3 separate regions of the Mus musculus genome follow, and all the other regions are linked to region 3. A link is a loop called in an ENCODE intact Hi-C map of the cell type or tissue named here. Cell type or tissue: gastrocnemius. All regions are shown on one strand. Links, peaks and the distances in the headings refer to the core of each region. The heading gives the core; the rest is flanking DNA. Region 1 overlaps Kat2b (K(lysine) acetyltransferase 2B). Region 2 overlaps Kat2b (K(lysine) acetyltransferase 2B). Region 3 holds the start of Kat2b (K(lysine) acetyltransferase 2B).

Region 1 (10,539 bases), core at 1,516-9,515, 64 kb before region 3:
CTAATCAGAGACTTGGAAAAATTTCTTTCTTTAAGTTATTTGGTAGGTGTAGATATTTAGATAGTCTGAAGTACTTAAAACTAAAAAAAAAAAAAAAAAAAAAATTTAAAGTATGTATATAAAGTGGGTTTGGGATGTAGCTCAGAGGCAGAAAGCTCACTTAGCATGAGCAAGGTCCTAGATTTGAGCCCAGAACTGAAAATAAATAAATAAATAAATAAATAAATAAATAAATAAATAAATAAGCAAGCTATATAAGTGAGAAACAAAAAGGAAAGGCAACAGAGGCATTTCCTTATGTGGCGTCACTTAAGGGGAAAAATCACTTGCTGCCAACATTTCACGCACACACCATAAATAAAATGTAATAAAACCTAATAAAATACCTATAGGCATGATGGCATATCCCTGTGATTGCAGTATTCAGGTGGCCAAGAGAGAAGGATCATGTAAGTTTGTGGCCGGTCTGGGCTAGCTACATATTAATACTGTGTTCCTCTCAAATACATGCAAGCACACACGCATGCACGTGCACACACACACACACACACATACACACACACACACACACACACACACACTTTTCTTCTTTTTTATGATACATAGAATGAACAAATGAATGAATGAACTGCCTAGATGACACTCTCTTACTGCCGAAGCTGTGGGGGGAAGATAAAGAGCTTTAAGACTGTTCAAACCCCAGTCAGGCGCAGGAAGTAAGAAGCTTTGACCATCTGTCACCTAGGTATACTCTGCAGCCTCAAAGTCAAGGCTGCTTTCAGCACTGTGGGATAGAAGAGAAACCCAGTTTGCTTGACCTGACCAGAGGTCTGCAGCGAGCTGACCATCGGGGCCATCTAATTTAGAAAACTTCCTTCAACGCTAGTGCTTGAAAATGAAAAGATTCAGAAACCGTCCCTTGGATTTCCAGTCTACAGATGTGGTGGACTCTACTACTTCCAGAGACAGCAGTAAGCAGAGATCATGGGATTCCCAGAGTGTAGCAGTAAGTATGGGAGACGCCATGGGAATGTGTCATTGCACAAACCCCCCTCTTCCAGGCCAGGGCTGCTATCCAAAACAATAAAAATAAAAAATAAAAACCTTCCTCCATCCAATGAGGACGCTAACAGGTAAGGTGAAGCAAGGGCAGGAATGAATGGCGTGCTGCTGTACACCTAGGGGGCCTCAGTCTGTATCTGACCCCAAACGATCCTATGTAGGGGGCAATGGAGCTGTGCTGTGTCTCTTAGCAGGAAGACTTTCATGATCATACACACCCATAATTCTCCTTACATGGTAGGCCAAGGCAGGAGAATGGTAGGTTCAACACCAATCTGAACTATCCAGGGAAGGGGAAGAGAGGGAGGGAAAGAAAGAAGATGGGTAGACGAGAAGGAAAAAGCTTTTTGCTTGCGTCCCACCCTACCCCCATATTTTGAGACAGCTTTACTCTGTAGTGTAGCCTGGCTTTGAACTCATGGCAAAACTGCTACCTCAGACCCCTAAGCACCGGGGTTACAAGCATGAGTCACTCCTTGGGGAGAAGCGAGTTGGTGTTATTATGTCTGCCTTGATCCACAACCTTTTCTTCTTTTTAAATTTTAGTCTATGTATGTTATAGCGTTTTGTCTGTATTTATGTATATGCACCATGTGTGCCTAGTGCCTGAGGAGGAACACAGTGTTGGATCCCTTGGAACTGGAGTTACACACAGGTGGTTATGAGCCACCTAATATGAGTGCTGGGAACCAAACACCAGTCCCCTGCAAGAGCAGTGTGTGCAGTAAATCACTGAGCAATCTTCCCAGATTCATAGTCTTAAAACACTACACTACTTCTGTTTTCCTCTCTCAGCTCACTCCTCTCTATAGATGGATGATAGATAGATAGATAGATAGATAGATAGATAGATAGATAGGTAGGTAGGTAGGTAGGTAGGTAGGTAGGTAGGTAGGTAGATAGATAGATAGATAGATAGATAGACAGACAGACAGACAGACAGACAGACAGACAGACAGACAGACATATATGGATATATACATACATATATACATATTCATACAGTGTAGGTACTATTTTGCACATGTGGCCCCTATCTGGGCTTCACATCTGTATCTAAGCAGTGCTAGCTTGTGTCTAAAATGCATTATAGGTATCTGACAATCAAGAAACTGGCATTTCTGCTATAAAAATTATGGTTTATGAATATCATAATAAAAGATTTAATTATCTGGTTGGTTGGCTGGTTGGTTGGTTGGTTTTGAGATAGGGTCTCTTTTCGTAGCCCTGGCTGGCCTGGAACTAGCTGTGTAGAGCAGGCTAGCCTCAAACACCAAGATCCATGAACTACCACAACTGACTAAACAATAATGTAAAACTTAAAACACCTTTTCTTTTACTCATAAGAGTGCCAAGCAATTCTGTTAAATCCGTTTCATTTATTTTGTATTTTGAGGTGGGGTCTCCTGTAGCTGTCTGGCCTTGCAGTCCTGACCCTCCTGGGATCACATCCCTGGGACTAAGATTATAGACATGTGCCATCTCAGGTTGCTTTTTACTTTTTTCAATAAATAAAGCTTCAGACCTTTATTCACCACAGAGAATCCCACTTGCCTCATTTTTACGTTAATAGTGTTCTGTAAGTATGGTCTGTTTGTTGTTTTATTTTTTTTTCCCCAATTGTCCTCAACTTTGCTGGGTTCTTCTCCCTGTTTCCTTTCATCAAAGGGCATGATGGAGGACGCTGAGGTGAATGCATCTACCTTCATTCCCTCCTATTATAAACAGAGTCTCTTGGTCTAGAAATGAACAGGTCCCAGGACATACAGGGACATATCCACTGTCTCTGGGCAGGTTTCTCTTCTCATGGTTAGCTCCACCTTTTTGGTCCAGGGGGGAAGCTGAGCACCAAAGGACTCTTCTCCTGTTTCTATCATATACTATGACAGCTTCAAAAGTCTCACTCAAATACCAACACTCTCGTTCAACTGTCCATTAGTCTTGACAACCCTACATTGGCAGACTGTGTTCTAGATAGCACTGGTGGGGGAGGCAGGTGAAAACAAAACCCAAAATCTTCCCTGTAACTGGTTTATGCCAGACAGCAGTGCAAACTTCTCAGAGGATACAACTCCACAGAGCAAGAAGCTGAGAGTAAGGAAAGAGAAGGCTGCTCTACAGCTCACACAGATAGAGGAAGGTGGGACCAGAGACAAGCCCTGAGCCCACTGAGAGCCCAATTTCTGGTTTTGCCACTCTCTAAGTATCTATTATGTGCCAACCATTTCTTGATAGTTCCGAAGTGCCTCCCTCTACTAATTATTTGGGTTTGGTTTGGTTTGGTTGGTTGGTTGGTTTGGGTTGGGTTTTTTGTTTGTTTGTTTGTTTTTTGTTTTTTGTTTTTTGTTTTTTGGTTTTTGGTTTTTTTTTTGCAGACAGTGTTTCTCTGTATAGTTCTGGCTGTCCGGAAACTCATTCAGGCTGCCCCCCAACTCAGAGATCTGCCTCTCAAGTGCTTTGATTAAAGGCATACACCACCACACCCAGCTTCACTTTGTTTTCTAAAATTTGGCAATATCGCTCGTGTTTCTTTAACATTTAATTCTCTTTCTTCTCCTTCCATTCTACCTCAAACCTCCAAACCCCCTCTTAAAGACTGTGGCCTGAAACTCACAATCATCCTGCCTCCACTTTTAGCATCTTCAGAGCACAGGTATGCACACACCTCTTTTTTTAATTATTCACCTTCCTTTCTTTCCTTCTTTCCTTCTTTCCTTCTTTCCTTCTTTCCTTCTTTCCTTCTTTCCTTCTTTCCTTCTTTCCTTCTTTCCTTCTTTCTTCCTTCCTTCCTTCCTTCCTTCCTTCCTTTCTTTCTTTCTTTCTTTCTTTCTTTCTCTTTTGTCCCTTTTTTTCTTGATGAAACAATAATTTTCTCCAGTAAGAGCTACAAGCACAGGATTGGTGGTACACACCTGTAATCTCAGAATTCACCTGGGCTATATAGTGAGTTCAAGGATACCCGGGCTACATGCACCCTCTCTCAAACAAGTCCATACATGGTATGAATATCATGGAAAGAGATAAAATTTCTTCCCACAGCTACTTAACTGAAGATGAATGTAAGCCTTTATATTTTGGAAAATGAACATGCAGAATTGTTTTCTAATTTATCCTTCATGTCAATATACTATATGATATTGTAATCATTAAAATTAAAACCAAAAAGTTAAATGAAAAAATATAAGCCATGTTCTAACATTTTTTTCTTTGTGACAGTGTCTTATTATATAGCATTGGTTGAGCATATAATATGGAACTCACTAAAGTAGACTAAGCTGGTCTTTTCAGAGATCTGCTTGCTTCTGCCTCTCAAATGTTGGATTTAAAGGCATGTGTCTTGGCTCCTGTAGATGTTGTAAATCACATAGTAGCCACATTGAAGAAATAAAAACTAGAAGTTAAATTAACCCTATTTAATTTAATTTATCTAAAATATCATCAGGGCTAGTAAGATGGCTCAGTGGATAATGGTTCTTGCCACCAAACCTGAGGACTGGGTAACATTTCTCTGTATCACATGGTAGAGAGAGCCGATCCCTACAAGCCTGTTTCTACAACCCCCACATACATGGCAGGGCAGAGAGACAAATAAATATAAATACATTATTAATTAATTAATTAATTAATTAAAACTAGAACTTGAAACTAAACTGCATAGGCATGCTGTCTGAGTGAATGGAGTCACTGAGCAGAGCAGAAGTGAATAGTAATTTCATGCCTTGAAAGGTTCTCTTTGGAGCCAGGCTGCAGGATTCGAACTCAGTTACCTTGTGTAGTTTTCCTTGTATCCAGAGATGTCATCATTGGGAGACCGTAGTCTCCGCTGAGATGGAGCCTCCAGATGCCAGTAGTTGATGCGGTTCAGAAACATCTTGGCCAGCTCGATCGTTGTCTGCCTCTCTTTCGATGGCAAGTGACTAAACTTGTACTGCACGAAGTTGTTCACACCCTGAAAAGATGGAAATGCAGCATGTTAATGAAGCTAGATAACCATATTAACTCAGAATACAGCCAGTTACCTCAGTGGTTATTAGAAAAAAAAAAAAAGATAATTTCTCAATAGAGAAAAAAAAGTTTTCCCTTTGCTTAAAAAGAACCACTACTACCATGGGAAATCTCCCTTCTGGTCACAGTGGAAGAAGTTACAAAATAAAAAAAATCAGAATTATCATTTTGCCCCCACTTCAATCTGAAGCATCAAAGAGCAAATCCCGGACAAACATGGGAAGGGGTAAAAAAACCCTTAAATAAATGAGGTTCTGGGATAATTGTTTCTGTCTGTGAATTTTTTAAAAGTTCACTACCTCATCTTGAACTAACCGCCAAAATATGTACTTTTCCGAGAGAGTTATAGGTTGATTTAAATTTTCTATAAAATATTCCCATCTCATCACATAAAAGATCAAGAAGTCTTCCTAGTTTAGAATCAATAGGAAACATATTCTCAGCCAGGCAGTGGTGGCGCACAGCTTTAATGTCAGCACTTGGAAGGCAGAGACAGATGGATCTCTGAATTTGAGGCCAGCCTGGTCTGCACAGTGAGTTCCAAGATAGCCAGAGCTATACAGAGAAACCCTGTCTCAATAAACCAAAGATGAAGAGGAGGAGGAGGAAAAAAATTATTCTTACAAAAAGTCATGTATTTGTAACAACGCTGGTATCATATTGTGATGGTTAGCGCTGTCAACTTGACCTACAGTCATCACCTGGGAAAACAGTCTTAGAGAGTTGGGCATGGCTTCAGAGAATGGTCTTAATCCAGTTTATTGATGTGGGATGAGCCAGCCCACTGTGGGTAGCACCATTCCCTATGACTGAGGTTCTGATCTGCTTAAGCATAAGTAAACAAAACTGAACACAGCAAGCCTAAATGAATTCACTGCTTTCTGCTCTTGACTGTGAATGTGATATGATAAGCTTCCTGGAGTTCCTGCCACTGTGACTTCCTGTTATGAAGAACTGCAATCTGGATTGTAAACTGAAGAAACATCTTTCTCAGAAACTGTTCTTTCTTTTTTTTTTTTTTAATGAGGTATTTTTATCACAACAACAGAAATCAGGTATTTTATCACAACAACTGAAATCAGGTACTTCACAGCAACAGAAACATCACTAGAATTAGAATTAACTCCCACCTCCACCCCCACCAAGTTACAATGTTTACCACATCTTTAATGAACTCCCTCTCCTCAATAGGCTTTTTCAGACAGTGCCAAATAAAAAAACAAAGCCAAATAACCCCATTAAAAAATGGGGCTCAGAACTGAACAAAGAATTCTCACCTGAGGAATACCGAATGGTAGAGAAGCACCTGAAAAAATGTTCAACATCCTTAATCATCAGGGAAATGCAAATCAAAACAACCCTGAGATTCCACCTCACACCAGTCAGAATGGCTAAGATCAAAAATTCAGGTGACAGCAGATGCTGGCGTGGATGTGGAGAAAGAGGAACACTCCTCCATTGTTGGTGGGATTGCAGGCTTGTACAACCACTCTGGAAATCAATCTGGCAGTTCCTTAGAAAACTGGACATAGTACTACCGGAGGATCCAGCAATACCTCTCCTGGGCATATATCCAGAAGATGCCCCAACTGGTAAGAAGGACACATGCTCCACTATGTTCATAGCAGCCTTATTTATAATAGCCAGAAGCTGGAAAGAACCCAGATGCCCCTCAACAGAGGAATGGATACAGAAAATGTGGTATATCTACACAATGGAGTACTACTCAGCTATTAAAAAGAATGAATTTATGAAATTCCTAGCCAAATGGATGGACCTGGAGGGCATCATCCTGAGTGAGGTAACACATTCACAAAGGAACTCACACAATATGTACTCACTGATAAGTGGATATTAGCCCCAAACCTAGGATACCCAAGATATAAGATACAATTTGCTAAACACATGAAACTCAAGAAGAATGAAGACTGAAGTGTGGACACTATGCCCCTCCTTAGAATTGGGAACAAAACACCCATGGAAGGAGTTACAGAGACAAAGTTTGGAGCTGAGATGAAAGGATGGACCATGTAGAGACTGCCATATCCAGGGATCCACCCCATAATCAGCATCCAAATGCTGACACCATTGCATACACTAGCAAGATTTTATTGAAAGGACCCAGATGTAGCTGTCTCCTGTGAGACTATGCCGGAGCCTAGCAAACACAGAAGTGGATGCTCACAGTCAGCTAATGGATGGATCACAGGGCTCCCAATGGAGGAGCTAGAGAAAGTAGCCAAGGAGCTAAAGGGATCTGCAACCCTATAGGTGGAACAACATTATGAACTAACCAGTACCCTGGAGCTCTTGACTCCATATGTATTGCATATGTATCAAAAGATGGCCTAGTCGGCCATCACTGGAAAGAGAGGCCCATTGGACACGCAAACTTTATATGCCCCAGTACAGGGGAACGCCAGGGCCAAAAAGGGGGAGTGGGTGGGTAGGGGAGTGGGGGTGGGTGGGTATGGGGGACTTTTGGTATAGCGTTGGAAATGTAAATGAGCTAAATACCTAATAAAAAATGGAAAAAATAAATAAATAATAAATAAATAAATAAACACAAAGCCTTCATTTTTAGATCTCAAAAGCATGAAAAGGCACGTTTTATGAGTTCTTACTAACTACATGTTCTACTCAATTCTCCTACATACAGAGTGGAGTCTAAGTGAACAACACTCCCAAAAGACAAAAGCCAGAATATTCATGACACTAGGCACGTACATGGGACACAGAAGAGGGCATCAGATCCCATTACAGATGGTTGTGAGCCACCATGTGGTGGCTGAGATTTGAACTCAGGACTTTGGAAAGAACAGTCAGTGCTCTTACCCACTGAGCCATCTCACCAGCCCCTATTTGTAGGAACATCTTGTAGCTGGGTGGGGATGGATGCAAGAACTATATAGAAATGTTGAAGGAAGCATAAAATCTTCAGGCTAGAATATATCTTAATGGTATATGATGGCTAACTGGTTCCAGGTTTGAACCCAGCAAACAAAACCTGGCAGGGCCTTCAGCCTTAAATGCATGAAAAAAGAGCTCCTCTAAATATGCTTACCTGTTCAATACTGGGCTTCTCAAATGGCGGCTTCTTCTCCAAGGAGCCTTCAACCACAGGTTTTCCTCTTTGTAAAATTGACTTTCTCAAGAGCTGCAAAGAAATCATTTTTTTAAAACAAACTTTAGTTTGAAAGGCTTTTTTATGGTGTGTTTGTAGTTATGTGGTCCAGGTTTTGGTTTTTTGAAACAGGGTCTCCCTATGTAGTCCAGGCTGACCTTGAACTCGTGGCCCTTCTTTCTCAGCCTCAATTTTCCAAGTACTGGAATTACAGGTATGTACCACCGTATCTAGCATTTAAAGCACGCATGCGTACACACATAGTCACACATACAAATACATCCCATACTACATCTATTTCTTTCCTCCCCCCCACCTTACCCCACATATACCTAAGCTTTAAGAGAAATCACCAACTTAGCTACATATATAAGAACTAATCTTTAAGTCAGATACTCAAACTCCTAGATACCAAAAACTTGCCTTCTTGCGTTTAAACAGAGCCAAACAACCTCTCAATTCTGAGCAGTCTGGACTATCCTGCACTGAATACACACACATACACACACACACACACACACACACACACACACACACACACACACACACCACTCTACTCCTCCTTCAGTTTCCCCTTCTTTCCCATTTTTGCTTGCTAGGGACCCAGAGGCCCAGTGAGACTCATTGAGGCCACCACAGGTAGCTGAAGCTCTCAGAGTCTTAAACACTAGAAAAAGCAGGCTCCACTCTGCACACATAAGGCCAAGGCCAGGAGCGCAGGCTCAGAAGCTTGGAAGGAGCTTTCTCTACCTCTGTCTTTTTCCACTCCTTCTCTGTCTGTAGAGGCCAGGTGCATGTTCTCTGGGCCCACAAACCAAATATACCGCTTCTAATTCCAGCCTGAGAATCAAAGGCTCCAAAGAAAAAAAAAGGGGACAGAAAGAGGAATATTTCCCTCAGAGCACAACACCTTCTAGGGGGCCCATATACGTTATGGATGTGGAGGAGTTACTGATCCTTTCGATGTGCTGTAATAAAGGTAAGCACTGTGTGTTTGCAGTGTTAAAGATTAAGCATGAATCAATTGTAGCTCTGGCTAGAATCCCAGACCTCGGAAGTGGAGGCAGAAGGATCAGAGTGCTTAGGCCATCCTCAGCTACATGCTGAGTTTAAAGCTACACGAGACTCCATCTTAAAACAAAACTAAACGGGATTTGTCATGAATTTTAAAAGCAAGAAATCCCAGTCCCTGTGTTTATTTTCAGAGTTAGATAAGATCTTCTTTCCTATCTCAGCCCCTTGGGAACTGGATCCACTGAATGGTTAGTTTTTTGGTAAATCGATATGAACTGGGAGACAGTGAACCTATTTTCTCAAATATAAAGGGATAGAGCTGGAAATTGGGCACCATGGCTCATGCTCCCATCCCAGTACTCAGGAGGCTGAGGCAATAAGAATTGCTACAAGTTCACAGCTAGCCCCAGCTACCTAGTGAGTTTCAGACTAGCCACAGCTACACAGAAAGATCCTCTTTCAAACAACAACAAAAAGATTGGCCTGAATTACATAGAAAGACCAGGTCTCAGGAAAAGAAAGAAAAGGGGATGGTTGAGAGAGAAGAGAACACTGGCTATCTTAGATTCTGACTTGAGAAGCAAATATATCTTTCCTGTCGTTTGGAAATGAGGGAGGGCAAAGGCCAGAGACCTACAGCCTGGGCCAATGCTCACTGGCTTGTTCTACTGGCTGCAAGCCACAGGGCCAACAGGATGGAAAGCCTGACAGCATCTTGACTTGCAAGGCAACGAAAACTGCGGGGTCACTTGCTCCGAGACAAACACCAGCTAAAGTTATGCAGCCCTTGTTTTCCCTCAACAAAGATCTTTCTCCAAAGAAGCACTACCAGCTACAAACTGCCAGGGTTGATTGAGTCAAATGACTCCAGCCCCACAGCTATGTCCACAAGCTGCCACCTAAGGGGCCTATCCTGCGGATGCTGTGTGACTCACTCACCCACCCAACTCATCCCATCTGTGATTTTCCAATAGTACCCAAAAACGAAAAAAAAATGGATCCTCCTTCCCCCTCCTTCAGTTAATACAGCAGAAACTATAAGTAAAGAAGAGAAGGAGGGAGGGAAGAAGGGAGGTAAGTAATGAACGAAAGAAGGAAGAAACAAATGAACAAAGAGAAGGGGAAACTACAGAGCAAATGTTTAGATAAAGACAAGAATCCTGTAGAGAATCCACTGAGATTCCCAGCAGCTATGGCAAAGACAGGATCTCAGTGAATGACTTAGCTCTCTCTGCCATACAAAACATAAGCAGAGGCTGGAATGCAGTTCAAAAATAGCACGTGTCCATATTGGAATACAAAGTAATATATAAGGCCCTGATCTCAATCCCCAC
Region 2 (10,539 bases), core at 977-8,976, 83 kb before region 3:
ACATTTATATTACAATTTATAGCTAGCAAAATTACAACTATGAAGTAGTAGCAAAAATAATTTTCTGTGTGGGGGTCACCAACAGCATGAGAATGGTATTAAGGGGCAGCTTTAGGAAGGTCTGTTGAATGCCAAAAGCAAAACCTTCTAAGACGGAAACAGTGTCCTCAGAAAAACAGAGTAGAATACGACAGAGTGTAGAGAAGTGCTCTTTGTACCCAGCACATCTAGGTTATTCCAGGCAACCCTAAGAAAGCACAGCCTTAGCGCCAAAGGAACAGAGGACCCGTGCCAGAGACAACATGGGAGGGACAGAGGAGGACTTCAGCAAAATCAAAACCTAATGCAGGAACAACAGGGTTACAGCTATGTGTGGCAAAGTGCTAACTTAGCATGCACAGAGCCAAGTCCACGTAAATACTCTTCTTCTTTCCGTCTGTTTCTATTTTAGACAGGGCCTTCTGGGCTATCCTGGACTTAATAGGTAAACCAGGCTGGCCTCAAACTCACAGAGATCTACCTACCTCTCCTTCCTATGCACTGGGATTAAATGTGTGTGGGCCATCACACCCAACTCCTTTTGGGATTTCCTTAATATTCGTTTCTCTTTATAGACAAGGTCATGAGAATCTTGTTGAAGTGTGTGAGATAACTAAATACTCTGTGCGTGTGTGTGTATGTGTGTGTGTGTGTGTGTGTGTGTGTCCCATCTGATTGTCTGTGTCTGTTACATATAAATTAACAATAAACACAGATTTGCCTGCCATCTGCTACTGTCAGGATACAAGCTCTGCTTAGACAAAGCCTCTGTGCAACCCTACTAAAAATATTCAGTCTGATGAACTATGCCCACATACACACAGGGAGAGAACTTCGAAGGAAGGCCTGAACTTCACATCCTGAGCCTTCTCTGAGCCGAGCCTAGAGGGAACTCCCATGCTCCTCTGCAGCAGCAAGAAGCCCTACCCCTGCTTCCCTGCCAAGGTCCTGGGCAGCTCTTACCTTGACTTGTTCATTTGAGGTTACTGCACAGAAAACAATCTCTGTGAATCCCTGGGATGGAAACATCCGGAAACAGATACCACCAATGACACGGCCATCTTTAATTAAAGCAAGGGTTTTGTGTTTCCTAAAAATAAATAAAATAATGTTCAATCAGAGTTTTATCTTGTTTGGTTACGTAAAACACTTGTGGAGATGCTTCCTGCTTGGAAGGGGATGGGTTGTAAGTTCTTTCATCTAGATGCTAGGCAGCCATTTCCCTGGACTCTACAGGGCAAGCCTACTTCATCAAAGCTCCCACCAAAGCAAAGAAAGTATTCCCTGAGAAGAGCCTGAGCCCATAAGTGTGTGCTTAGAAGGGTTCTGAAACTGGCATGCCCAATGTCCAGCGGGCTATAGGGGTTGGAGGGAGAGCTCAAAGCTGTACACAAGGATGGCCTGCATTTCTGAAGAGTTCACACTTACACAGACAGTGACGTTACATCAAAGAACATAACATCCACATGTAGGAACTGTCAAGCCCCCATGTGTGGAATCTCACCTGACTGACTCACTCTGACTTGCCACGTGCACAGAGCACATTTCACATAGGCTGTCTCGCTAACTAGGTCAAAATACAGCCAATTGGAGACATCTGCTTACTTGTTGTTGGGTTTGTTGGGTCTGTTATATATAAATTAACAATAAACACAGATTTACTTTCAAACCTCTGTCTGCCATCTGCTACTGTCAGGATACATGCTTTTTGCAGACTGACTGATTGATTGATTGATTGATTGATTGATTGATTGATAGAATTGTGCATTGAACCTAGGGCTTTGTTTATGCTAGGTGAGCCCTCTACCGATGAACTACATCCTCATCCTTGGTTGTTTTGTTTTGTTTTTCCTTAAACCCATAGATTTTGTAGGTTAACATATCCAAAATCCCAATGGTTTTCCCAAGGTTTACAGAGTATATGGCATAGCAGATATGGTGCTGTCCTCTGTACTTCTCCTGAAGATCCAACACAACTTTGGTGCAACCTTACCTATGGGTACTTGGTCTACAGTGGTACCTAGTTAATATAACAAAGCCAAGAATGTATGGGCTATGAAGTAAGACACCCTAGGATTTCTATGCTCTCGTGGCTATAAAATTTCAGTCTATTAATAAGAATGTAAAAAGTGTTGATAGATTAATCTTAGTGATTTTGACCCGAAAGTTATATCAGTATGGCTCTCTATCAACAGTAGGACAGAAGGCAGCTATATTCCAAGGGCTGAATGTCACTGTCTAAATAAACAGTTCGTCCTTGGACTGGAGAGGAACTAAGGAAGAATGAGTTGAACTTACGGGTCAAAGACGAGCCGTGTGATGTACTCTTTGGGCATTCTGGGCAGCTGGTGGGAAAACACATTCTGGAGGCCCACGAGCCACATCAGGATCTTCTTGTTTGGTTTCTGGTTCAGGGAGTTGCCCACCACGTGGAATTCAATGACACCCCTGCGTTCTTCCAGCCGTGCCGCCTCATCTCTGGCCGAATGGGCTGACAGAAAATTGGTCTGGGATCCAGAAGACAAGAATAGATTACAAAGGGCTTTTCTTTGAAAGTGGTGGACTGGATAATATGAACTCTTTCCATGTTCTGATAAGACTCTGATGTGAATTTCTGGGTCTTAAACACATATGCACAAGAGCCCCTGTGCATCCACATCCCACAAGTTATGAAGACAAAATAGAAATGTGAATTAAGTAGGTTAGATAGGTGAATCAGCAGTTAAAAAAGTTTACTATATAATCAGACAGACTGGAGTTTGGAATCCCAGTATCCATAGAACAAGCCACGAGCATCCTTTTGCACACTTGTAACCCCAGCTCCAATGAAGGCATAGACAGAAGGGTCACTAGGGCTTGCTGGCTTCCAACCTAACCAAGAAAATAAGCTGAAGCCCTAGGTTGAGGCCCCGTCTCAAAAGGCTTGAAGGAAAGTTGTAGGGGAAGATACTGAATACCCTCTTCTGGCCCTGATGCACACACAGGCATGGGAAACCACGCACACAAAAGTAAGTGGATGAATTAAGTAGATAAATTAGCATTATGAAAAGTTAATAAGTGCATGTGCATTATATTTTATATGGGTTAGGCATCAGAAAACTTTTGGTTGTTGTTCTGAGACAGGGTCTTGCTCTGTAGTATAAGCTGGCCTTGAACTAAAATCTTCCTACCTCAGCTTGCCCAGGGACAGGAAATATATATATCACTTCTGATTAGGAAAATCGTTTTGTAAGAGAACCTGTAGAAAATATTTTAGAAGAGCTGAGGAGATAGCACACCAACTAAAGCACTTGCTGCATAACTTGAGGACCAGAGTGCAGATCCCCAGAGCCTAGGATTTCAAGTGGATCTGGTGGCCAGCAGTAGTGCAAGCTGACTACTGAGACTAATCAACAAACAAGTTATGTGGGGTTTTGGTTTGTTTGTTTGTTTGTTTTTGTTTTGAGAGAGAATCTGCCATGCATGGGCACCGATGTCCTGCCATGCTCATGTGAACATATGTATCAACGCAAAAGTTATCTTTAAGACAATATTTTAGGGCGGTGTTAGAAAGCTGGCTCCTTGGTTAAGAGCATGCACTGCTCTTTGAGAGGACCCAAGTGTGGGTCCTACAAAATACACACACTTGGTGGCTCACAACTGCCTGTAACTCCAGTCCTGAGAGTCTGACACCCTCCTCTGGCCTCCTTGGGCACATGTACATAATTCCACACAGATATACATGTACAGGTAATTTAAACAATAAAATAAGATATTTTTAATCATGTGTACCCCCTCTCTCCTATTCAGTTGCTACTGTAGCCTATAAGCAGACACAGACACACTAGTATAGAATACGGAGCATGATCTTCCAACTCTAAGGAGGGTAGCGGAGCTTGAGGAAAAGATCAGCAGTTCACAGTGCCTGCTGGTCTACAGGGAACGCAGGCTTGGTTTCAAGCCCCCATATTGGGAGGCTCACAACCGCCTGCAACTCCAGCTCCAGGGGACCCAGTGCCCCTTTCTGGCTTCTATGGGCAGCCACACATACATGGCATGTACTCAGATATATGCCATAAATAAATAAAAATAAATATAAAAATTTTTGAATTGGGGGAGCAGTCAGGTGGCACAGCAGGTAGGGTGCTTGATACAAAACCCGAGAACCTAAGTTCAATACCTGGACAAAGACCCATCTGACGGAAGGTGAAAATGAATCCCCTCACACTGGCCTCTAACCTCCATATTTACACCATGGCCTGGGTGTCTCCACTGGTGCATGAACACATACACACACAAGCACATTAAATAAATCAGTGTTCATTTTTAAGAGAGAACCAATAAGATGCATTATCAGGTAAGAGTGTTCACTGCACAAAACTGATGACTTCGGTTTGAGGCCCAGAATCCACAACTAAAGGAGAGAACTGACTTGTGAAAGTTGTCCCCTAGCCTCGATGCATGAGTGAGTCACTCACACAACATATTAATAACATAGAAGCAATGAAAATAATAATAATAATAATAATAAATTAAAGACCATTAAGATAACAGGTTCCAAATTCTTGAAATAGAGCAGCAGTCATATTTATATTCTTAGTGCCTCTTTTGGGAAGACACTTTTCTTTCTAGAAGTATCTATTGATCCAGACTTAAAACTCACAGCAGGCTACATGGCCTAGAGCCAGCACCCCATGCTTTAATCCACCTCATGCTGGGCAAGGAAATCTTTGACAAACAGCTCTGCTGGGAAGAAAAATCCTAACTATAGCACTAGCTTTGAGGTCTCTGGCTAGTTGTCTAGGTGACTGGGTATCACTGTGGTAGATATTTCAAGTGACCAAGATATTTAAAAACTAGCTTACAAAAATGTCTAAAACTGTAGCAGCTTTCTTGGGCATGCTGATACACTATTAACTACAGCAACAGATTGTGAAATGGGAGACTGCCTCCCCACTTTTCATCTGAGCAGGCCAAGCTCTGGCTCATGTATGAAGTTACGAAACCCCTAAAGCCAATACACAGAAGGTCAGCTTTAGGTCCCCACAGACTGGATAGTCAGTCCAGAAGGAATGAATTTTATGAGATGGTTCTGTTGCAACACTCAATCCTCCAAATGATCTTTGACATTAATAAAAGAGTCACAAAAACAGAGCAGTATGAAACTTACTGATTTAATCTAGCAAAGCCACACCAAAAAGATAGAAGTTGTTTATACACTACTACCCAAGTCATGTGTTCATTTCCTGGAAACGTCTTGAGCCTCCCTGTTCCTGGATGTCTTACAATAAGATGAGAGCAGACTTTCAACCAAAATGTTTTACCTGCATTGACCTAAACTATTACACAGATCCACACTGAGATATTATGCATAATTTGCTAACAAAGTTCCTCAACAAAGACAGCATTGTAAGAGAAGAGAAAAGGCCTGGAGAATGGCTTTAAAGGAGACTAAGGAGCCGGGGATATGGCTCGGAGGTATGGAATATGGCATATAACAAGCCCTTGACTTGATCCCCACCACCACATGAACCTAGCAAGGTGGTTCAAGGTCATTAATCCTGGCTATATAGATAGTCCAAGATCAGCCTAGACTACATGAGACCAGTCCAGGAAAAAAAAAAGAAAGAAAGAAAGAGAGAGAGAGAGAGAGAGAGAAGGAAAGGAAGGAAGGAAGGAAGGAAGGAAGGAAGGAAGGAAGGAAGGAAGGAGGCAGGGAGGCAGGCAGGGAGGGAGGAAGGAGAGAGACAGAGACAGAGAGAAGGAAGATAAAAAGATGAAGAAATGAATACTGAATTCTATGCTTGGTTCTTAACTGAGCCTCCAACAATAACGCATATTATGAATAGCATAAATTGGTCAGATGGTCACTGGACCTAGAGGTTGAAAATTAGGCCATAAGTCAGCAAACTTTCCACTGAAAAGTCAAGAGATGAACTTTTTTTTTTTTTTTTGCAAGACACACATTCCAAGCCTCAGTGATTCCATTTTCCTGCTATGCGCAATGGTTAGCAATTAACACAGCCCAGAAAAGCGATTTCCAGCCTACGACGCTGGACACCTTCACTCCTAGCGAGTAAGAAGCTGACACCCAATTCCTTAGCCCACAAGCTGAGCAGCAGACATGACTGGTAGGCTACAGTCTGCCAACCCTAAACCAGAGAACCTTATAATGAAGTTAAATTTCCTGAGTGCTAACTCACGTGATTATATAAGAGAATTGCTTTCCTATGAGACACAGGCAGATGCACTAGGTGTGATGTATTATTATATCTGTTTCGGACTCTGCAATGATTCTAAAAGGTTCACAGGAGAGGAAAAGGAGGTCAAGAAAGGAAAAAAGGAGGTAATCACTGACGCTTCTCAGCACAACACAGTCCATGGGTGTTTCGTTTTCTTTTGTTTTCTTTTGTTTTGTCTTTTGCATTGCTGGTGGAAGCTTGAAATTCTTCACTATGGAAACGTTCCCAACTACTTGAAACTGTAGTTTGTGCCCCTGTAATTGATATTTATCAAAGGGAACCACATCTTGGTTAGCCACTCCTGACCTCCCTATAGTGGCCTCTAGGTTACAGGTGACCAGCAGTGTGTTCTCAGCACCCCACCCTCATCTGTGACAGCTAGTGTGGCAGGGAGACCAGAAGGTGCCTTGTTCACCCTGCTGACCTCTGGTCCAAGCATCCCTGCAGGGTCTGTGATGGTAGACATGACCTCATTGATCAATTCCACGGGAATATCCCCCATCACTCGAGATCTCTTGGCCTCCTCGGGAGCATGAGAGTTGTTCATTTTCCTCTTTTCTCCTGTGATGTTCAAAATAAAAGGCAAAAGAAAAAAAATGGATGGTTTGAAATGGAAATACATACTGATGGATCTAATGTACTTGGGGAGGAGATGTGGAGTGAGAAAATGTCTTGCCATGTATCCCTGGATGGTCTAATACTATATATATGGGTGTGTGTGGGTGTGTGTGTGTGTATACATATATATAGTATTAGACCATCAATATTACACAGACACACACATATATAATATACATATATACACATATACATATATATATAGTATTAGACTATTAGTATTAGACACACACACACACATATATATGTGTGTGTGTGTGTGTATGTGTATGTGTGTGTGTGTGTATGTGTATGTGTATATGTATGTGTATATGTGTGTGTGTGTGTGTGTGTGTGTGTATGTGTATGTGTATGTGTATGTGTATGTGTATGTGTATGTGTATGTGTATGTGTATGTGTATGTGTATGGCTCGGGTTAGCTTCAAACTGGTGGTAATACTCCTGCTTCTATCTTCCGAAAGCTGGGATAATAGATGTACATTTTCACACTGGTCTCCCTACTAATTTTCTAATAGCACTAATGGCTGTCTCAGGAGGGAAAAAAGTGGTGGTGGAAGAGAAGGGAGATCACCACCACTGCCAATTCCAGATCCATCTTAAAGATTGCTTATTTTCTAAGATGACTTTCAACCTGACATATGAGTTATTAAAGCATGTTTCTTTGTCTTAATTTTTTATTTACTTTTATGTTGTATACATTGCTATTTTGCCTGCATGCATGTCTGTATGAGGATGTCAGATCCTGTCTGGAACTGGAGTTCCAGGTAACTGGGAGCTGTCTGACATGGGTACTAGGAACCAAGCACGGGTCCTCTGCAAGAACAGCCAGGGCTTTGAAACACTGGGCCATCTTTCCAAGCCTAAACATATGGGTTTGGTTTTTATGTTTGTTTATTTGTTTGTTCGTTTGTTGTTTGTTGTTTGTTTTTTGACATAGAGCTTGGTTTCTGTTATTTATTGGAGGATTGGGAGCTCAAGGTCTTCCTTGACTACACAGTGAATTCAAAACTGTAATACATTTCTATGATCATAGATGTCAAAGACTGTTTTAATCGCCTCAAATAGAATGTGTTGGTTGTTGTTATTAAATCTCTAATTTCTTCCTAGCAAGAATCTGTGTTTCCCAATGCTGGGGGTAGAATAATCCCTGAGCATCCAGCAACCCAGGCCTGGAGGACATTTTGTCTGCTTGATATATAAATTAAGAAGGTTTGTTTTTCTTTTTCCTTTTTTTTTTTTTTTTTTTTTTTTGGTTTTTCGAGACAGGGTTTCTCTGTGTAGCCCTGGCTGTCCTGGAACTCACTCTGTAGACCAGGCTGACCTCGAACTCAGAAATCCGCCTGCTTCTGCCTCCCAAGTGCTGGGATTAAAGATGTGCACCACCACGCCCGGCCAAGTTTGTTTTTCAAACCTTCAATGCTGGTTGATCTAATTATTTACCTCCATCTACACATTATACAACAGGTGTTCATATGCATGCTCGTATATTATATTTAGGTACCTTTTTATATATTTGAAAAATACCAGTAAAATGTTTTGCTTTAATAAAAACACTGAGGAGATGGCTATGGTAAAATGACTTGCCTTCCAAATGTGTGACTCAAAAGTCAGATCCTTAGCACCCACAAAAGCCAGGCAGTCATGCTGACCGACTTCTAATTCCAGCCCTTGGAAGGAGGAGGAGGAGGAGGCCAATATCTCTACAGAAAGCTGGCTAGCTAGACCAGCCTTTCTCTGTAAGCTTTGGGTTCAATTGAAATATTTGGCCTCAGGGAATAATGTGGAAAGTGATCAAGGAAGATTCTTTTTGTTTTGTTTGAGTTTCTTGTTTGTTTGTCTGTCTGTTGTTTGAAACAGGATTTCTCTGTGTTGCCCTGGCTGTCCTGAAGCATGCTCTGTAAACAAGGCAGGCTTTGAACTCAGAGATGTGCCTGCCTCTGCCTCCCAAGGGTTGGATTTAAAGGCATGCACTGCCACCGACACCGGGAGAGGAAGATTCCTAACATCAGTCTTAGAGCTCCACACACATGTGTACCACACACACTCACATGTATACCATACATGCACAATGGAAAATTATAAAGTTAAATAAATAAATTTTAAACAGTAAATTTTCTTTTCTCATTACAAAATGGTCCACTTTAACACTCACATGTCGTAATTTGGGAGGGTGGGGTTTGGATTCCTCTCCCTTAAAAATGACACTTCACAAGGCCAGCAAGGCCCTGGCTGAGAAAAGTATGCAAAGGCACAGAGAACATTCTCCTATGTTCCTCCTGAAAATTGTAGAACATGGTAGCTTTTTCTATTGCCTTCTTATGTCCATGTCTGATGTAACCACGTCTGGCATTTGACATACTATAAAAACAAAGTCAGTCCTGAAATCCTCTGAGCTCAGCCTCCTAACTGCTGGGATTATAGTTAGCATTACCACACCCACCTTGTTATGACCTTTTCTCCTTTCCATACTCACATTTGATTTTTCTGGCTTTCTTTTCCTTTTACTATTATTACCTGCATCTATTTTTTTAATCTGGTGCAAGCATTGTGTGTTCACTCATGTGTGCACACATCTGTGTGTTTGTGTGTGTATATGTGTGTGCACACATGTATTGTTGAGGCTAGAACCCAGAGCTTTATACGTTCCAGGCAAGCACTCCACCATTGAGCTACATCCCCAATCCAATAACTGAATAAAAATACGAATAGTAATTTGAAAGCAGGCATGGTACCGCATGCCTTTAATCCTAACACTGACAAAGTAGGTAGATCTCTGTGAGTTTGAGGGCAGCCTGGTCTGTATAGCAATTTCTAGGACAGCAGCACTACACAGAAATACCTGAGGGGTTGTTCACTTAAAAAAAGAAGAAAATAGTAACTTTTCAATGTCCAAATGCAATTTGTTCCTCAAATATGAAGCTCATTAACACACTTTCACACTGTACTCACTAACTTTAAAAAAAAAAAAACAGAATACTACAAAGTACATCATCTATAAGAAAGGCTTCATAGATGGCTTTCCTTCCAATTGTACCAATTCTATGAAGGTTGGTTTTGAAGATAAGCATAGATTATCTTAAGATTTTTTTTGGCCAAGAAGTCATCATGTTCCATGATTTGCATGTAACTTTGAAATCTTTCCCACAGGACTTGCCAGCAGCATCCCTTCATTTCTCCCCTGCTGCGATGCGACTCCAAGTGGAACCATGTGATTTGGGGTACCAGAAAAAGGCAGTCTTCACCTCAAGACACTGATTATTTCTTTTGTTTTGAGAAAGAAAATGGATTTACTTAGTGCACTGCAAGGGTTTCTGGCTAGAAACAGTTTCCTATAGACAACACTGCATATCTCAGAATGACCTATGGTGATGCTACTGTCTCAAGAACATGTGTACAGGACAACATCCCCAGAGAAGGAGATACACATGAAAGAAAGCTGCTTCCCCTTTAAATGCTTTAGCCAAGCCACAGAGTTTTGAGTAAGCCCAGGCAAAAGTGAATGAGACTAGCAGAAATTTGACCACCACCAAAGGATATATCTCATGGGTGCTGTAAGTTTTTATAGTTATGGGCTGGGGAGATGGCTCAGTGGTTAAGAGCACCAATTGCTTTTCTGGAGGTTCTGAGTTCAAGTCCCAGCAACCACATGATGGCTCAAAAC
Region 3 (10,539 bases), core at 1,325-9,324:
ATGTCGACCCTTGTCCCCCTACAGGCTGGAATGTTAGATCAAAAGGGCACTCTCTGGCACAGGAGACAAACACCTATAATACTCATTGGCATACCAAGAAAGGTACCAGTTAAAAACCAAATAGCCCCAAATCTATCAATAGGTAAATTCATTAGCTGAGACAGTTCTACAGTGTAATAGGACATTCAACCTGCCCAATGTAAAACAAAGAGGTTATTGCATGGCTTTAAAAGAAAATTGTTGTTTCCATATAAACCACTCAGAATAATTATTATCTGACTGTACTTAAAAAAAAACAAAATCCAAAAAAGAGAGCTGACATGACCTGACTGGGGCCCCATCCACTTCTAGCCTCCACTAACACAGTAACTCTGATGTCAGCCATCACAGGGCCTTTGGCTCTTCTGCTTCTGCTATAATTACTCTTGCATCATTGATGCCTTAACTAAATGCCTAACTAAGTCCTGTCTGGGTACCACTAAACTGATGGTTATTAAATCCCAGTATAAACAGGTCATCACAGAGTCAAGGATTTGACTCAAGATATAAGTCAGGGAAGGAATGTAAGACCAAAACAGGAAAAATACACTTGCAGGTTAAGAATTCTGTTTGCAGGGGTTGGGGATTTAGCTCAGAGGTAGAGCGCTTGCCTAGCAAATGCAAGGCCCTGGGTTCGGTCCTCAGCTGGGGGTGGGGGTGGGGTGGGGGGGGTGTTCTGTTTGCAGTGAAGAATGGGTTGCTGTTTGTTGGTTGGTTTGTTGACCCATCTGCACCAGCTGCACTAGATCACATGTGGGCACGAGGTATGCTTGGCCTGATTGGATTTAAGCCAGAGGGAATGTAGGCAGGTAAAACATGCCTGGCCCTGATTGGATCTGATGGGAAATTCAGTGCATTATGAGTTGTGCCTTTTAAAGTCCCTGCAAAATATGATCCATGGCCATTTTTCTACAGACTTGGCCAGTATTTAATTAAAGCTTGCTTCAAATTTGGCTTAAGACTGTGGTAGCGACAAGGACACTTGCTCTACTCTGGTCAAAGCTGCTTTATTCATAATAGCCAGAAGCTGGAAACAACCCAGATGTCCCTCAACCAAAGAATGGGTACAGAAAAGGTGGTTCATTTACACAATGGAATACTATTCAGCTATTAAAAACAAGGACATCAAATGGATGGAACTAGAAAATATCATCCTGAGCGAGGTTACCCAGACCCCAAAGGACAAGCATGGCAGGAGCCTAGCCTAGCATGGCTGTCCTCTGAGAGGCTCTACTAGCAGCTGACTGAGACAGATGCAGACACTTACAACCAACCATTGGGCTGACATCAGGGACCCTATGGAAGAGTTAGGGGGAGGATTGATGGAGCTGAGGGGGATGGCAACCGCATAGGAAGAACAACAGTGTCAACTAACTCGGACCCCTGGGAGCTCCCAGAGACTAAGCCACCAACCAAAGAGCATACATGGGCTGGTCTGTGCCCCTGGCATATATGTAACAGAGGACTGACTGCCTTGTCTGGCCTCAGTAGGAGAAGATGCACCTAAACCTGTAGAAACTTATGGCCCAGGGAAGGGGTGGGGGGGAGAGCTTGAAAAGGGGAGGGGCGAAGAACTCTTGGAGGGGGAACTGGGAAGGAGGGCAACATTTGGAAAGTACATAAATAATGGGCTGGAGAGGTAGCTCAGAGGTTAAGAGTACAGCCTGCTCTTCCAGAGGTCCTGAGGTCCTGAGTTCAATTCCCAGCAACCACATGGTGGCTCACAACCATTTTTAATGGGAGTGTCTGAAAACAGCTACGGTGTACTCGCATAAAATAAATAAATAAATAAATAAATAAATAAAACAGTTGTTAAAAAACTGGATTGTGAGTCGGGTGTGGTGGTGCATGCCTTTAATCCCAGCACTCGGGAGCCAGAGGCAGGCGGATTTCTGAGTTCGAGGCCAGCCTGGTTTACAAAGTGAGTTGGTCAGCCAGGGCTACACAGAGAAACCCTGTCTTGAAAAAAAAAAAAAAAAAAAAAAGCAAAAAAAAAAAAAAAGATTGTGGTAGTGGTCTTAATCTCTAACCAGTAGGATTAACAATCAAATTTGATTATTGTGGTAACGATTAAATTTGCAGGAAGGAGGCACTTGGGTAATTAATTCCTAATGAAAATGTTGGGTAGGGAAATAAAGAGAAGATATCTGGGAACAAATTTTGCATCTCTTTTGGCTTTGTTTGGGTTTGGGGTGTGTGTGTGTGTGTGTGTGTGTGTGTGTGTGTGTGTATGTGTGTGTGTGTGTGTGTGTGTGTGCACGTGAGATCAATACTAAACTCTGAGAGAGCCTTGTGATAAGCTCCCTCCCCGGGGTTTGGCTTTGTTTGGGTTTGGGGTGTGTGTGTGTGTGTGTGTGTGTGTGTGCGCGCACGTGAGATCAACACTAAACTCCGAGAGAGCCTTGTGATAAGCTCCCTCCCCGGGGTAGGGAATGAGTTTTCAGGAGGGAAGACCTTTCAGATCCCAGAGAAAAACGTGTGAGACCTGAGGTGGAAAGAGAACTGTTCCACAAAGCCCTGAGACAGACGTCAGCCAGGGAAGACACATAAAATAGACTCAGGAAAGGGGAAACAAAAGGATGGGAAGTCACCAAGGTCAAGACTATGCTTCCCTTATCGCTCTGGCAGTGTCACACAAGCCAAGTGGCTCTGATGCAACCTTTACCACCAACAGTTCAAAGAGCTCTAGGCTGGATCCTGTAAGACAAGTTTGTCACACACAGAGTCTTCCCTCTTTCTTCGGTTTCATAAAGTCTAAATGTCAGATCTCTGTTTTCTTTCAGTGGTCCCCAGGAAACTAAGACTTCCCAGATCTGTCTTTTTCCATCTTCCTTGATGTCCTCCCACTGGCTCAAGAGTCATTGGCAAAGGTAGTGTCAGCTGTCTTTTGTGACTTGCTCAACTTAAGTACAAAGACAAGCTGAGAAAAAAGAAAAAAAAAAAAAAAAAGCCACAGATTATGTGAGAAACCTCATCAAATCCAATCAGCCGGGCTTAAAGAAAATAATCTGACCACTCATATGCACTCGAACACACGTGCACATAATAAAATGTCTTTTTTTTTTTAATCTAAGATAACATCCCTCCCAGGTTTGGAGTCCAGTATTCCCAAACACCCACTAGGCCACACTCACCCCTCCCCCACTCCAGCAGGCCCCAAGCAAAGGAGGGCAGGCTCTGGTTGGCCCAGCTCCAAGTTTTCAAAACTGCTTTCAGTTTCTCTTTACAGCAAGAAACCCTACCCCACCCAACTCCAACGGGCCAAAAGTTCTAAATCAGTATGACACTTCCTCCGTCTACTGGATCTACAGCTACTGAGTTCTCCAAGTCCCGTGCCCTACATCCCAAAAAGGCTCCACTGGAGTCCACTGTCACTGCGTTACTGCCTTTACCTTAGAATCTGAACACATACTCCAACAACTCCACAAAGACAGACCCCAGTGCCATAAACCTGGTACCTGGCTTAATGCCTAGCCCCAGTTAGAAATCCTCATAACATTAGCTAAATAAATCAGCAAATAAGACGGCACACTTTCAGGCTGGTGAGATGACTCAAGGAGCACACAGAAGAGATGAACACTCTCTGACACTCGCAGACAAACACCACACACACTAAACTTCATTTCAGAGTCTCTCAAAAGCAGGAAGAAAGAATAACAGGTTTTTCTTTCCTAGGAGATTGTCAGAAAATATGACCAAAAAAAAAAAAATTCTCAAGTTATACACTTGAAGTTTCAAATAATTGAATAATAATGAATAATTCAAAGTATTTGGGAAGGCCAGGGGAGGAGCATGGTGGTAGAACTGTAATCCTAGGCAGATAGGAGTTCAAGACCATCCTGGACTTCATAGGAAGACCTAGAGAAAGTTAAAAAGAATGCATGTGTACAACCACTGGAAAGTTTTCAGACAGGAGGCAGTATGGAGATGGGTATTGGTGATGGGGACTCAGGCTAATACTGAAAACTAAGTCAGGACTACATAGCTGGCTTTCTGAATGAGACTAGAGCAGCTGCAAAGGCCAAGCCTATTTATTAAGTCCTTGAACTTGCTCTGGGTTCTGTTGGCCACTCTCTCCCCGGCATGCTACACCAGAGGTCCTGTCTAAGGTGGATGGTAGGTCGGACTGGTAGGACTGTAAAACTAAGGAAGTCAATAGCTTTTGGAGTAGAGCCCCTCGCCTTTCCCATTTCTTAGAAACATACTTCCAATTTTTTTTTTTTGCACGCCTTAGTCTATACCACGTGACGTTAGTATTTCCCAGCTCCTCTGCAGAATTCAAAAGTAGTAATATACTTGCTTCGTGGAAAGTATTCTCAGTTGCCACTCACATCTCCTGGGGGGCTTTGTTGGAAATGTAACTCCTCAGACCCCACCCCAGACCTCCTGATTTTTGCTTTTAGCGATTCCAAAGCATATTTGTGTGCATAAGGCACCGCACTGGAGCCCTCTCAGGAAGGCACAGCAGGTGCTGTGACTGCATCGATAAACAGGAGGTGACCACAAGGAATGGGCAGGGCATGCTTGAGACCCCAAGGTCCTTAAAGCTCCAGAAAACACGACAACCAGAATGTCCCGGAAGGGAAGTCATCTACCAGGTTTATCCATCCTGGCTGTACAGTGGGGAGTAGGAATGAGAACCTGGATGCTGCGGATGCGACTCCTTTTACAGTAGTAAGCTGGAGCAGCAAGCAACACGGGAGGTGTGAGTGAGTGAGTGCCTGGTCCCAACCACAGGCCGCCCGGGCTGACAAGGCCAAGTCCCCGCCCACTTCTGCTGTCACCCAGTCAAAACAAAGCCGCAGTCTACAGTGCAGAGTCGCTCTCCCCTGCAGCCTGGAGATGCTGAGCCCCCTACAAGTGCTCTACAGCTGGATGCCCTGGGTGCCTAAAGTCCCCAAAGAGGGAGAATGGCAAGAAAGCTGTCTTCAAACTGAGCAGACGCGCTCGCCGCCTGGGCTGTCACCCTGCCAGACCCTGTTTACACCCTAAGCGGCCAGGATCCCGCTTTCGCTAAATAAATAATAACAATAATGACAGGGTTGTCGCCGCACGGCCGAGGCCGCCAGGCGCCAAAGGACAGGGGCTTGGGGCAGTGCCCACCTCCCACCCCGCGCTCCGCCCCTTCGCTCCCGTAGAGCGCCAGGATTCCAGGACACTTCTGGGTGCTCCACAACCCAGCTCCTCCTAGCGGGGCTCAGTGGGGAGGGCGAGCGCGGGGAGACACACGCTAAGATGCCCCCAACCCCAAAAAAGCTGCTTCCCAACCCCGACAGATCTGCCACACCAAGCACAGTTACACTCCCTGTGAAAGGACTCCCGCGAGCTCCTACAGAGCAGAAAAAGCCCCAGTGCCGAGCGCTCCGAAGCCAAGACTCATCCTTCCCAGAAGAGGGACACCGGCAGATCTAGAAGACCCCCTACCCCTGTCCCAGTGAGATGCTGTGCAAGCCGCAGCGGCAGAGCGCGCGCACAGAACGCAGCACTTCCGCGGTGCCGGCGGGAAGCTGGGAGTGGGTGGGGGAGGGGAGGGGGGGTCCGAGCCCGCCCGTGACCCCGCGATTGTGCTCATCCCAGCGGGTACCTTGCAGGCGGAGTACACGCCGAGTTTCTCCAGCTTCTTCGCCCGCGGAGCAGAGCGCAACTGCGCCTTCTTCACGGCGATCCGGGCCGAGCCGCCTCCTCCCGGTCCCTCGGCCGTGCCCGCCGCGGCCACCGCGGTCGCTGGCCCGCAGGAAGCAGAGCTCCCGGCAGCGGTGGCCAGGGTCCGGGGGGAACCGTGCGGGGGCGCGGGAGGCAGTGCTGGGGACCCGGCCCCGCCAGCCTCGGCCATGCCGCCCCGACTGTCACCCGCAGCTGCCAGGGTCCCCGCGGGCGCTGGTGGCGGAGCCGAGACCCTCCCCCCCCCCCGGCCGCCGCCCTGCGCCCTCCCCGCCCCCGCCGCACTCGGCCGCCAGCGATCGCAGGCCCCCGCGCCTCCCCAGGCGGCTAGGACGCTAGCGGGCCCGAGCGCCTTGGCCGCGCTCTGCTCCCCTGGGCCTCCGGCATGCTGCTGCGAGCGTAGCCGCCCGCCGGGAGCGCCAGGGCCCGTAGGTGACCGGCGACCCGCGAGACCGGGCCGCTGCAGCCCAGGCACCTGCCGCCCTGCGCTGCTGGCGTCCCTGGGCCTGACACCCTCCCGCGCCGAGACCCAACTTCCTCCACCCTAGCGGGAGCCAGAGGAAAAAAAAATGTTTTCCAGAAGTACCCGTCAGCGGCCAATCCTCCTCTTTGTTGCTAATTCACCAAAATCATGGCGTGAAGGGTTCCTTTTTTTTTTTTTTTTTTTTTTGACTTTGAGTTAAACTTTTTTTTTTTAAACAATTCTTCCCCATCGTCTTCTCCTGGTAGTTTCTGAACCGAATATGACCAGAGAGGGAGGGAGATGACTCAATGGTGTGTGTGTGTGGTGTGTGTGTGTGTGTGTGTGTGTGTGTGTGTGTGTGTATCACATAATACTTGTTCGTTTGAGAACATTACATGTCGGCGAAATGAAAACTAAACGCATGGAAAAAGTTTGAAATTAGTCCGCCTACGGGGTTCACTCGAGGTTGGCTACTTTCAGCTGCTAGTGTGTCTATTGTTTTCAAGTTAACCAGAAAGACAGCGTCCAGGAAAGTGATTCCGATTTTGACTTAAACTTCAAAATCAAAACTATTGTCCCTGGCTCTGATGGTAGGAAGAGATTGTTTCATTTTTTCACATGGGTCAACCTTCCTAAAGCGATTTGAATAGCCCTGCATTGCCGGTCAGCACCGTTGGCAAGTGCCCTAATTCTGCGGAGCAAGCATAGTCACAATGTGGGACAATGGTCGTAATGAATTTGTGATTGGTTGTCTAGCAAGCTTGGTAGCTCCTGCTGAACTCCAGCCATATGGGATGGGCTTTCCCTTGCAAATACTCTTACCAGTCATGCTTAAAGTTGCATTTTATGTCTCAAGATGTGTTTCGCCAGATTCTGTGTCCTTTTAACGCAGAGTAATGCAATGCCAAGAGAGAAAGAAGTCTCTTCTCAAAGGAGTGACACCTGCTGTGAAACTGCAGCCTTACTAGGCTACATCTAACTGAAGTCCTTACCTAGGCTTGACCTTAGCCTAGTGTGGAAGCTCAATAGAGTAAGACTCTTGCCTCAAAAATTAATTAAATTAATTAAAAAACAGGCCAGGAGCGGTGGTCTTCACCTTTGACCCCAGAACTGCAGAAGCAGAGACTGGCCAGGCTCTGTGAGTTTGAGGAATTCTGGTCTACTGTTAGGAGTTCCAGGTCAGCTAGGGCTACACAGTGAAACCTTGTATATAAAGAAACAAGGAAAAAAAAAAAAAAAGAACTCAGCATGTCTTTAATCCTGGCATTTGGGAGGCAGAGGCAAGTGGATTTCTGAGTTCGAGGTCAGCCTGGTCTACAAAGTGAGTTGCAGGACAGCCAGGGCTACACAGAGAAATCCTGTCTGGGGAAAAAAAAAAAAAAAAAAAAAAAAAAAAGCTCAGGGGTTTTTTGTTTTGTTTTGTTGGGGGTGGGAGGGCTCAAGACAGGGTTTCTCTGTGTAGCCCTGGCTGTCCTGCAACTCACTTTGTAGACCAGGCTGGCCTCGAACTCAGAAATCCTCCTGCCTCTGCCTCCCGAAAAAGCTCAGGTTTTACATCACTGTCCTCTGGTTGTTTGTTCTTCAAGTTTCTACAATAATGTCATTAAAACATTACTTACTGGGGAAATCCAGGTTCTCTTATATGTTCTTAGTGTCCTTTATCTAAGAATTTTTAAGTGGATTCAGAAGGAAGATTGAGGCCCATTGTATTATAGTGAACTGTAAATTCTGGCAGCTGCCCAAAGGTAAACAGAAGGAAGAGAAAAACTGGCTCATTTTTAGAGTGCAGAAAGTAAGCCTGTTCTGCACTTGGAGCCTAGGTGGGGTGTAAGTAGCTGTACAAAAGGGTGGTTTGGAGATGTATATAACCTTCAGAGAAAAGTGGAGAATGCCCCGAGGGCCAGGGGTGGTATGCTTATGCTCTTGGCCAGAAACCAAAGAAGGGATAGAACTGGTGTGAAAACAAAGATACACCTTTTGAGTTAAGAGGTCAAAAAGGCAGACAATCTCGAAAAACCAAAAAAAAAAAAAAAAAAAAAAAAAAAGAGGCAGACAAGAGTTCGAGGCCAGCCTGGTCTACAAAGTGAGTTGCAGGACAGCCAGGGGTATACAGAGAAACCCTGTCTTGGAAAAAAAAGGCAGACAAGCTTAGCAGTCCAGATCTGTAAGTGGCTGCACAGCGAGAGGGGCTTATGGGTAAATGTAAGAACATTATCTCATTTAAGAGACTGAAAAATGTTCCCATCTCCTTAATGTGTTTGTGGGCATATCAGTTTCCCTAAAAACTGGTTACCTGGCCAGATGATATTTATTGCCTTTCGAGACAGGGTTTCACTGTGTAGCCCTGGCTGTCCTGGAATTCACTCTGTAGACCAGGCTGGCCAGGAACTCACATATATCTTCCTGCTTCTGCCCTCTGAGAGCTTGGATTATTGAAAGCATGCACACCTAATGGTGATTTGTGGTGATTTGACAGGGCCAGTTGGAAGAGGACAGTAATTTGTAACCTTTTTTTTTAGTTTTTCTTTGTGTAGCCCTGGCCGTCCTGGAACTCACTCTGTAGACCAGGCTGGCCTCGAACTCAGAAGTCTGCCTGCCTCTACCCCCCAAGTGCTGGGATTAAAGGCATGTGCCACCACTGCCCGGCCAAATCTAAGTTCTTTAATTCTCTCTCTTTGTCTCAAAAACAAACAAACAAACAAAAAGTCGAATAGTACATTAAATGTAATCTTTTAAGAAAAAAAAAATCTATGGCCAGGCATGGTGTCGAAAGCCTTTAATCTCAGGACTCGGGAGGCAGAGGCAGGCAGATTTCTGAGTTTGAGGCCAGCCTGGTCTACAAAATGAGTTCCAGGACAGCCAGGGCTATACAGAGAAACCCTGTCTCGAAAAACAAAAATAAATAAATAAATAAATATAAAAATAAGCATGTAAAATACCCAGACTTGATGCTAGAGTCTGTTGTGCCAGGGAAATATTAGTGATCCCAAAAAAGACAGACAGGAGTTGATCTGATGTAACTCACAGCAGGGTCTTTATTCTATTTGAGCAAGCTCCCCTGCCCCCAACACATCACCTTCAAGCAAGACAGTTATAGTGGTGGGGAAGCCTCAACTGTCTATGTGGCAAGGCTTTACAGTAAGCAACAAGCAGGGATTCATGTGCAAGCACCTAATTAGAAAGCTGCTGTGCCCTTTAACATAATTGGCTGGTTCTGGGAGTCCTATCATAAACTTAACTTCTGCTCCCCTCTGCACTGGTGGTCGTTAGGTAAGGGGTGGGCTTGTGACCTGGGGGTGCAGGTTTGTTGGGGGAATAATCTGGAGACACTGGTCTTGTTGAGGGGTGTAACCTGGAAACTCTGGTCTTGTTGGGTATTTAGCCTAGAGACTGCAGCTAGGCTCAGGTTTTGTCGTGGGGGGCAACTGGGAAACTAATGCTAAGTACCAGCCTGTTAACTTACCCTGAGTTCAAACTTAGGTCAGGTTCCCTGAAATGGAGTCACAATTTAAAAGCTTGGGCATCTCAGTCCGCAGTTCAGAACACTCATTGCTTTTGCTGAGAACCCAGGTTCAATTCCCACCACCCACATAGCAGTTCACAACCACCCTAACTCCAGTTCCAAGGGATCCACTCCTTCTGACCTTAACGGGTACCATGTATGCATATGGCATACATTACATGCAAGTAAAACATGCACACCCATAAAATCAATAAGCCTAAAACAATTCTTATTAAATAGCCCAGCTTTAGGAAGAGGAAACCGCCCTTTCTAAAATAGGCCTCATCAAAGCCTGCGACTCCCACCCTCCACTCTTTCTTAGTTTCTCAAGTTCTAAGGAGGGGCAATTGGAATGCTTCCTTTTCTACAAAATGGTTGTGGTAGCTTGGAGTAATAATTCACAAATGTAATCCCAGGATGTTGGAAGCAGACATATATGGTAGCAAGTTCAAATCCAGTCCGGGCTACCTAATGAGCAACGAGCCAGCAAGGGCTACATAATGGGACCCTAGCGTTAAATTACTTAATTAAATTAAAAGTTGTATCGCCATGTAAATAGAAGATGGAGTCCAAGGTTTATAGTGAAGGAGAAGGGAAGAGGGGGAGGCCTATCCTCATGGATTGGCCTACTAATGCCTATTCAGCTTTCTAACATAACTAAGTGACTGTAGTACTCAGATCAAACTTCTTCCTGACATTTCTTTTCTTTTATTTTGATCAGGTTTGATCATCATGACATTAACAAAGGGTATTGGGTTCCACTTCTGGCCATTTGTTACACTGATGGAATGGTCCTCTTGATTTGTATGTACCACTGGGTGTAAATGTTATCTCAAAAGTGGGATGATGGGGCTGGAGAGATGGCTCAGTGGTT

The links. Peaks named below come from ENCODE experiments on the same cell type or tissue, not always from the same donor. Only the 100,000 strongest peaks of a DNase experiment are listed, where the experiment ranks them.
Region 1: it touches region 3 in a loop (3.0-fold over the local background); 4 of 42 quality-filtered maps call a loop at or near these places.
Region 2: a loop joins it to region 3, with 2.2 times the contacts of the local background. A loop is called at or near these places in 9 of 42 quality-filtered maps.

Annotation. Positions count from the first base shown.
Region 1 is chr17:53,627,009-53,637,547 of GRCm38, reverse strand. Kat2b (K(lysine) acetyltransferase 2B) reads right to left here. Exons shown (of 18, transcript NM_020005.4): 4 at 8,132-8,224; 5 at 4,830-5,011. Among named protein-coding and RNA genes, the nearest start is that of Sgo1, 57 kb to the left of the region's middle. In gastrocnemius, for the core only: no CTCF peak of the experiment used is centred there; no DNase peak of the experiment used is centred there.
Region 2 is chr17:53,645,029-53,655,567 of GRCm38, reverse strand. Kat2b (K(lysine) acetyltransferase 2B) reads right to left here. Exons shown (of 18, transcript NM_020005.4): 9 at 6,685-6,821; 10 at 2,338-2,546; 11 at 1,003-1,129. Among named protein-coding and RNA genes, the nearest start is that of Sgo1, 39 kb to the left of the region's middle. In gastrocnemius, for the core only: no CTCF peak of the experiment used is centred there; DNase peaks (open chromatin) are centred at 4,069 and 4,694; H3K27ac peaks cover 1,372 bases.
Region 3 is chr17:53,562,663-53,573,201 of GRCm38, reverse strand. It overlaps Kat2b (K(lysine) acetyltransferase 2B), which reads right to left and starts at 6,231. Exons shown (of 18, transcript NM_020005.4): 1 at 5,624-6,231. The coding sequence starts at 5,872. In gastrocnemius, for the core only: CTCF peaks have their summits at 5,235 and 6,237; DNase peaks (open chromatin) are centred at 5,722, 6,105, 6,488, 6,860 and 3 more places; H3K4me3 peaks cover 4,626 bases; H3K27ac peaks cover 4,818 bases.